3 separate regions of the Homo sapiens genome follow, and all the other regions are linked to region 1. The links are chromatin contacts, found by Hi-C or POLR2A ChIA-PET in ENCODE. All regions are on one chromosome and are shown on one strand. The core of a region is the stretch at or near the end of the contact, and the rest is flanking DNA. Distances in the headings are between cores, read along the strand shown.

The links. A loop is a pair of places that touch in the nucleus more often than their neighbours do. ChIA-PET counts read pairs that join two places held with the same protein, here RNA polymerase II (POLR2A). Pooled maps may share reads with other maps.
Region 2: a map of CD8-positive, alpha-beta T cell shows a loop between it and region 1 (13-fold over the local background). The contact joins the promoter of ATXN2-AS here to the promoter of PPP1CC in region 1. A Hi-C loop is called at or near these places in 4 of 168 maps with a recorded cell type or tissue (CD8-positive, alpha-beta T cell, chondrocyte and naive thymus-derived CD4-positive, alpha-beta T cell), 1 of 37 single-sample maps with no recorded cell type and 16 of 50 pooled maps. POLR2A ChIA-PET finds 5 or more read pairs at or near these places in 1 of 52 experiments (AG04450).
Region 3: a map of naive thymus-derived CD4-positive, alpha-beta T cell shows a loop between it and region 1 (14-fold over the local background). The contact joins the promoter of C12orf76 here to the promoter of PPP1CC in region 1. A Hi-C loop is called at or near these places in 1 of 168 maps with a recorded cell type or tissue (naive thymus-derived CD4-positive, alpha-beta T cell), 1 of 37 single-sample maps with no recorded cell type and 7 of 50 pooled maps.

The regions. Positions count from the first base shown.
Region 1 is chr12:110,741,588-110,744,219 of GRCh38, reverse strand. PPP1CC (protein phosphatase 1 catalytic subunit gamma) reads left to right here and starts at 1,329. Exons shown (of 7, transcript NM_002710.4): 1 at 1,329-1,567. The coding sequence starts at 1,513. RefSeq lists enhancers at 1-334, 1,096-1,604 and silencers at 1,099-1,238, 1,399-1,458.
Region 2 is chr12:111,598,185-111,600,816 of GRCh38, reverse strand. It overlaps ATXN2-AS (ATXN2 antisense RNA), which reads right to left and starts at 1,319. Exons shown (of 2, transcript NR_146497.1): 1 at 1,264-1,319; 2 at 562-989. It overlaps ATXN2 (ataxin 2), which reads left to right and starts at 1,502. Exons shown (of 25, transcript NM_001372574.1): 1 at 1,502-2,033. The coding sequence starts at 1,783. RefSeq lists an enhancer at 768-997 and silencers at 1,458-1,767, 1,828-1,997, 2,088-2,137.
Region 3 is chr12:110,047,209-110,049,840 of GRCh38, reverse strand. It overlaps C12orf76 (chromosome 12 open reading frame 76), which reads left to right and starts at 1,319. Exons shown (of 2, transcript NM_001389625.1): 1 at 1,319-1,478. The coding sequence starts at 1,346. RefSeq lists an enhancer at 371-630 and a silencer at 1,551-1,610.

The DNA of each region.
Region 1 (2,632 bases), core at 80-2,579:
CTGTAGCAGGGGAAAGTGAGTTAGTGCCTGAGGAAAGTGGATCGATAGGCTGAGTTCTGAAACTCAAGGGCCCTGCACCAGTAGCGAGGGGGCCCAAGTAAGGGGACATGGAGCCCGCACCCTGAGGACATTGCTTTGGAAGAGGATGCCTGGGTGGTGCAATTACCTCGTGGCATACTGAGATGGGGATTCGTGCATCCTGCACGCCTTGGGAAACAAAATGAATTTCTCGGAGAGAGGGGGCTTTGCAAAATGTAAAGCGCTGCAGGAAGCAACGTACATGGAAAGGTCAGGAAAGAGAGCCGATCTGTTTGCTGAGTGTGGGCTGTACTTCCAAACCCAGCCAAAGTCGACGCGCAGCCCCTGGAGGTGGCACAGTTTGGGGGCCCCTTGGATAGGAGTGCCCTCGGGGAGGCTGGGAAGCCAGAGAGGAATGGGCCAAAGTTTCTTCGGGTGTCTGCAGAACCCAGGACCGCCCGCGCAGCTTGCATCTTCTCTTCCCGCCCCCGGCCTGCACGCGTGAAATCTGCAAATTCCCCTTTTAACTGCTGCACGCGCTCGTTCAACTTTGCCCTGGCTAGAATCGGGATAACCGTCCCGATGATTACATAACTTTCCGAGTTCAGGGAAGATAAATCCAAGGGACAGAAATGATAAAATTTTCTTTGAGTATGGATTTTTTACCCCTAAAGTTACAGAAGTGCACAAAAAATATATATACAAATACCCATATACCCACCACTCACAATGAGTTAACTGTTACATTTTGACTTATCTGAAAGAGGGTTTTTTCTTTTTAGTTACCAAATAAACCTTTCTCTTGTCCCAAGTTCCAGTATATCTGAATCCAAAATAAGTCAACCTTCTTTTCTTTATTATTCTTTTCCATCCTCACCCCAGATTTATCTTAAAGGGTAAGTTCCAGGACCCCCGAAATCCCTCGGTGAGCTCCCACCTGTCCAGGTCTGCAAACATCTAGACTCAATGCACAAGATCCGGCGATGGCCGCAACCGGCGGTGTGCACAGCTGCATTTCCTCCCCCAGCCCCAACTCCCGCGTGCAACTTTGCAACTCTCGCTCGGGCCCGGCATTGGGGGCGGGCCTATTTACTCGGCCCGTTTGGCGGAAGGATCCCATGCGGGGACGCGGTTGCGCTCAGCCATCTGCGCCCCGCCCAGCGCCCGGGCCCCGCCCCCTCCAGCGCCCGGGCCCCGCCCCCTCCCGCGCCCCCTATGGCCCATAAAGAAGTCCCGGCCGGGCCGCTGCACTCCCCGCGCGCATCCGTGCGCCGCCCGAGGCTGTCTAAGGAGTCGGCGGCCATTTTGTTCTTCTCGTGGTTCCAGTGGGGAGAGAAGGAGGAAGTAGGGAGCGGGGTGGCAGGGGGGGGACCCGCCGCGGCTGCTGCCACCGCCGCCACCACCGCCTCTGCTCGTGGCGTGGGAAAGGAGGTGTGAGTCCCGGGCGCGAGCCGGCGGCGGCGCCGCTGCGGGAGGGTCGGCGGTGGGAAGGCGATGGCGGATTTAGATAAACTCAACATCGACAGCATTATCCAACGGCTGCTGGAAGGTAAGGGGGGCGGCGGGCGGCTGAAGGGGGAGGCGGGCCTGAGGGCGGCAGGCGGCCCCGGGGGCTCGAGGGAGGGGAGTTGGGAGGCCGGTTGGGCTTGCAGCACCGTGGGGAGTGAGCTCCTCGAGTTGGCCCACGGGCCGGGGACTGCAGCCGGAGGGAGGCCAGCCCGGGATTCCCAACTTGTCGCCAGCTGCGGACCCTCCAGGCTCCGCTCATTCATTGCACGAGGATGCAGGCTTCCTCCCGGCCGTGGAATTTGAAAACTCCGCTCCCCACCCCCACGTTTCCCGCCCCTACCCGTTTGCCCCCGCGCACTGGACGGGTCTTTGGAGCGATGGTTGGGGATCCCAGTCCAGCCTCCTGGACGACGTGTGCCGTGCTGTGCGAGATGGACTTTTCGGTGCTCGTCCTCTCGGAAGGCAGTTTGATGAGGGCATGAGTTCCGCCGGGTTTGGGGGCTCTTTTCCTGCTTGCTTTTATTTTTATTTTTCGTGGTTCTGGGGTCTTGGGGGGCCCATTTCTTGTTACTTGGTAACAAGCGTTCATGTCTCAAGAGGTGTGAGAACCTGTCTTCGCCTGCCCTCCAAATCCTTTTAAGTTGTTCTAATCTTGGAGAGGTCTCCGCGCTCTTTTCCTGAGCGTGCATCTGAAGAGGAAGCCAACGAGGCTGACGCTATCATTATCTTTCCAATGTGCCAGGCTCTGTCTTAAGCACTTTGCGTCCATGAATTATTACTGTAATCATAACTGACGCTTCTAAAGCGCTTACTGTGTGTCAGGCATTCTTTGAGCACTTAAGACAGATTTCATTTAATTCTCCCACCCATTGCAAGATATTTGCAATTTTTTTTGTTTTTGTTATTTTACAGAAGAAACTGAGATGAAGTCACTTAACCAAGGTCACACAGTTAGTGACAGTTGGATTTCAAATCCACATAGCCGGGAGCTAGAACCCTCTACAGACAACACTGTCACCTTATGTAGGAAGGAAGGTGGCCAGTGGTTAAGTAAAGGTTAATAGAAAGCTTTAAATTTCGGCTCATCTAAGACTTGTGAGGTGCC
Region 2 (2,632 bases), core at 70-2,569, 860 kb before region 1:
CAGGCGCCCACCACCACACCCGGCTAATTTTTATATTTTTGGTAGAGACGGGGTTTCACCATGTTGGCTAGGCTAGGTTAATTTTTAAAGGGTTTTGCAATGGTCCCTTGATCTACTTTTTACCTTAGATGGGAAATAAAACTGATTTCCTACATTGGCAGAATACAATGATCATTTTTGCCTGGACTATCTAGGAGGTTAATTTCAGTTGGACTACTGAAAACTGCTGGTTCAATCATTCTCCACGTTTATCTAAGTCTTTACCTTTATCTGGACAGTTCTAGGACATTGAGGGGAATTTTGGTGTTTCTTCCCCTATTATTTCCTGAAGTCATTTCACTTTAAAAAACAATAGATTCACTGCTCAAAAAAAAAAAAAAAAGTTACCTACTTTCTACTTGCTTCCAGTTTAACTGCAACACATTTTAAAAAGAGTCTACTGTGCTGGCTGGGTAAGTTAAATTAAAACTTCTAAAGGGTCCAAGGTCTAAAGTTCGCACATTGTTTTGAGGTCGGCTCTGTCTCTACCGAGGGAGATCCCATTATCCGTAGTTCTACCAGTCCCAATCCCATATATTTCCTTTAGAATCTCATGAATGAGGAAAAAGAAGTTCAAGTGAGGGAACATAGGTTCAAATGAAGGTCAGATACCTAAAAGAGTTTTCTGGTGACTGTGCGCGGCTGGGGTGGAAAAAGTGGGGAAAAGGTACCCAGATGTGGGTGGCCCCGGAGGGTTGCTCCACTCCAGCCCCGGCAGGGCAGGACAGCGCGGCCTGCCTGGTAGATGCCCCGAGCCACTGGAGCGCCTACTGTGTGGCGGGCGGGGGACGGCAGGAAAACGGCAGGATGCTGTGTCCCCTGAATCTGGCAGGGTTCTAGGTGCTTTACACGTAGCAAGACACATTCTCCGCCCCAAGGCACTCGCAGTCAGTCCATTTTCTGGGTTGCATCAGGTGGGGGCAAACTAGGTCCCCGCAGAAGTGAAGATGCTGAAGGAATACAGTAGGAGAAGAAATGCTTCTCTCCTGTCCTCCACACCAGGCAGGCCCCAGAGGCTGAGACCGACACGCCCTCCCCGAAGGGCAGACCCGCCTTGAGGAAGGCGGATCCGGGTAGGGACCGCCGCCTGGCCCTCACCCGACCCCCGAGAAAGCAACCCAGCGCGCCGCCCGCTCCTCACGTGTCCCTCCCGGCCCCGGGGCCACCTCACGTTCTGCTTCCGTCTGACCCCTCCGACTTCCGGTAAAGAGTCCCTATCCGCACCTCCGCTCCCACCCGGCGCCTCGGCGCGCCCGCCCTCCGATGCGCTCAGCGGCCGCAGCTCCTCGGAGTCCCGCGGTGGCCACCGAGTCTCGCCGCTTCGCCGCAGCCAGGTGGCCCGGGTGGCGCTCGCTCCAGCGGCCGGCGCGGCGGAGCGGGCGGGGCGGCGGTGGCGCGGCCCCGGGACCGTATCCCTCCGCCGCCCCTCCCCCGCCCGGCCCCGGCCCCCCTCCCTCCCGGCAGAGCTCGCCTCCCTCCGCCTCAGACTGTTTTGGTAGCAACGGCAACGGCGGCGGCGCGTTTCGGCCCGGCTCCCGGCGGCTCCTTGGTCTCGGCGGGCCTCCCCGCCCCTTCGTCGTCCTCCTTCTCCCCCTCGCCAGCCCGGGCGCCCCTCCGGCCGCGCCAACCCGCGCCTCCCCGCTCGGCGCCCGCGCGTCCCCGCCGCGTTCCGGCGTCTCCTTGGCGCGCCCGGCTCCCGGCTGTCCCCGCCCGGCGTGCGAGCCGGTGTATGGGCCCCTCACCATGTCGCTGAAGCCCCAGCAGCAGCAGCAGCAGCAGCAGCAGCAGCAGCAGCAGCAACAGCAGCAGCAGCAGCAGCAGCAGCAGCCGCCGCCCGCGGCTGCCAATGTCCGCAAGCCCGGCGGCAGCGGCCTTCTAGCGTCGCCCGCCGCCGCGCCTTCGCCGTCCTCGTCCTCGGTCTCCTCGTCCTCGGCCACGGCTCCCTCCTCGGTGGTCGCGGCGACCTCCGGCGGCGGGAGGCCCGGCCTGGGCAGGTGGGTGTCGGCACCCCAGCCCCCTCCGCTCCGGGCCCGGCGTCCCCTCCCCCGCGGCCCGCGCCGCCGTCCCCGCCCCGTGACCCGCCGGGCTACCCGGGGTGGGCTGGGGGCCGGCAGCGCGGGGGAGACTCGCTCGGGCCTGAGCCCCGAGGCTCGGCCGGTGGGCGCAGCCGGGGTCCTCTGGGATTGTCAGGCCTGTCCAGCCTCCCGCAGCATCCCCGCCCCCTCCCCCGGCGGTCAAGATGGAGGGAGCGGGCGGCCTCCCCTCCCCACGCGTGTTGGGAGGGGTTCTCGGGTAGCGGCGATGGTCAGCCCCGGCTCCCCCTTCCGCACGATCCTCCGCCCGCAGCGTGGGGATGCTCGGGCAGCTCCTCCACTCCCGGTTTAGGTGTGAACGTTGGAGGGGTCTGGAGGCTGTGGTGGCGTTTTCCGGAACATGTCCCCCTCCATGGGGGACATCTCTGGAGGGGAGAAGTTAGGGCCGCGTCCCCCGTGCCGGTTAAAGGGGTAGGCACCGGGCTCCTCCGGAATCATCAGGGTCTGTCGGGGCTCTCTCCCCGCCCCCTCCGAGTCCTGGGAAAGATCGGAGGACGGGG
Region 3 (2,632 bases), core at 70-2,569, 690 kb after region 1:
TATACAATGTCTGGAATCTATGAATAACATCGGTTTCTAAGTTATGAGTTGATTTTTAGCTACTGGGTGTGAGGCCTCTGAGCCCAAGCCAAGCCATCGCATCCCCTGTGACTTGCACGTATACATCCAGATGGCCTGAAGTAACTGAAGATCCACAAAAGAAGTAAAAATAGCCTTAACTGATGACATTCCACCATTGTGATTTGTTTCTGCCCCACCCTAACTGATCAATGTACTTTGTAATCTCCCCCACCCTTAAGGTACTTTGTAATCTCCCCCAACCTTAAGAAGGTTCTTTGTAATTCTCCCTACCCTTGAGAATGTACTTCGTGAGATCCACCCCTGCCCGCAAAACATTGCTCTTAACTTCACCGCCTATCCCAAAACCTGTAAGAACTAATGATAATCCACCACCCTTTGCTTACTCTCTTTTCGGACTCAGCCCGCCTGCACCCAGGTGAAATAAACAGCCATGTTGCTCACACAAAGCCTGTTTGGTGGTCTCTTCACACACGTTTGGTGGTCTCTTCACACACATGAAACTGGGTTTAGGCCAGGCAGGCCCAGGCCTGGTTTCGGGCCTGGCGCCGGGCTGCCCGTCTTTGGTTTCACTTCCTTGTTGTTTCTTCTTAAAACAGGTACTGAGTATAAAACAATATAAAACAAAATGAGAGGGTCTCTCTCTCCCCCAGTCTCTGGGACAGAGCAGAGAGCAAGAACAAAATCGCTGTGCTCGTGGACTTTACATGCTAGGGCGGAGCAGGTCCTCAGAAAATCATCAAATGTACGTTAAATGTATAAGGTAAATGGTGATGAGTCTAAAGTGAATGGGGGGAATGGAAGAGAACGAAGGTAGGGAGAATGTACATTAAGGGAAAGGGAGGGTTGCAATTTTAGAAAAGGATGTCTGGGCAAGGGCTCCCTGAGAAGATGGCATTTGTACTATAGAAACACAGTATCTATTTTCCAGGCCCGTAATGAAGGTTTAATAAGAAAATGCATGGATTCGTAAAAAATCTTCAATAGGCCCCAAATGGACCTACAAGACCTCGACCCCAATGGATGAGGGAACGCTAACCACAGCAGAACGGTAATCGCGGCGAACGTTGGCACAGACGGAAAGTTGATCTGAACGGAAAGTTGGTCCGGGGGAAACATTAGTTATTGAGGAACGTTAATCCGGAACAAATCTTAGGCAGAAGCGGAACTTAGACCAGGACGCACAGTTACCATGGCAATGACGCGCGCCCTAAGGGCGGTGGCAGCGACGCAGAGAGACCTGGGAGGAGACAGAGGCAGGGCTTGCGACGGAAGTGGCCTCTCTGCTTCTGCAGGGCTGGGGAAGATGCTGCGTCCAGCGTTACCGTGGCTGTACCTTGGCCTCTGCAGCCTCCTGGTGGGGGAGGCAGAGGCCCCGAGCCCCGTGGATCCGCTGGAGCGGAGCCGGCCGTACGCGGTGCTGCGAGGGCAGAACCTGGGTGAGCGGCCCTCGGGCTGGCGGGCGGCGGGTAGTGCCTGAGCTTTCACTGCTCCGGGTGCTGGAGCCGGGCATGTACGGAGCGGACAGGGGATAGAGTGGGGAGATGGGTGAGTGCGGGGGGTGCAGGTGAGGCCCCTCAGGGGGCCCCGAGACTCCCTCTCCAAAAGCCTGGGGCAGAAGGCCTGAACTTTGCCTCTCAGCAAGTGCTCAATATGTGCCAGAACCTTCGCCTCCCAGGTTCAAGCAATTCTCCTGCCTCAGCCTGCCGAGTAGCTGGGATTACAGGCGCACACCACCACACTTGGCTAATTTTTGTATTTTTAGTAGAGATGGGGTTTCACTATGTTGGCCAGGCTGGTCTCAAGCCTGGCATGGTGTCCAGTAAGCTCTCAATATGTACTGCTTGCCCATGAATGAACTGCAATCGGGAGACCTGGGTCTCATTCTGGGTCCTCTCCTCTCTGGCAGTGTGGGCTCAGGCTAGGCAACAAGGCACATCATTTACCCCACCCCTCTTCTTTCCCAGAGGAGCCAGTATTTATTGCAAAAATGATAACAGTTTTTGAGCATTTCCTACATCCCATGTCTTGTGCTACGCACTTTGTATACGCGAATTCATTTGAGCCTTACAATAACTTAATGAGAAACGTACGGTTTGCAGCCCTTTTTTTTTCTTTTACAATAGTGTCTCCTCTGTCACCCAGGCTGGAGTGCTGTGGCACGATCTTGGCTCACTGCAGCCTCGGCCTCCTGGGTTTAAGTGATCCTGCCACCTCAGCATCCCGGGCGAGTAGCTGGGACTACAGGCGTGCACCACCACACCTGGCTCATTTTGTTGTTGTTGTTGTTTACTTTTTGTAGAGGTGGGGGTCTCGAACTCTTGGGCTCAAGCAATCCTCCTGCCTCGGCCTCCCAAAGTGTTGGGATTACAAGTGTGAGCCACCGCACCTGATGTTGCAGCTCTATTTTTCAGATAAGGAAAATGAAACTCAGAGAAGTGAAGTTATTTGCCCAAAGTTACATAGCTAGGAAATGATGAGGCCAATACTAGAACCTGTTTGGGGGCTTGAAACATAAGTTGTGGGAGGATATCTTCAACACACACACACGCTGCGTAAATATGTGTGTGTGCATGGCTTTGGCTTTGGAAGG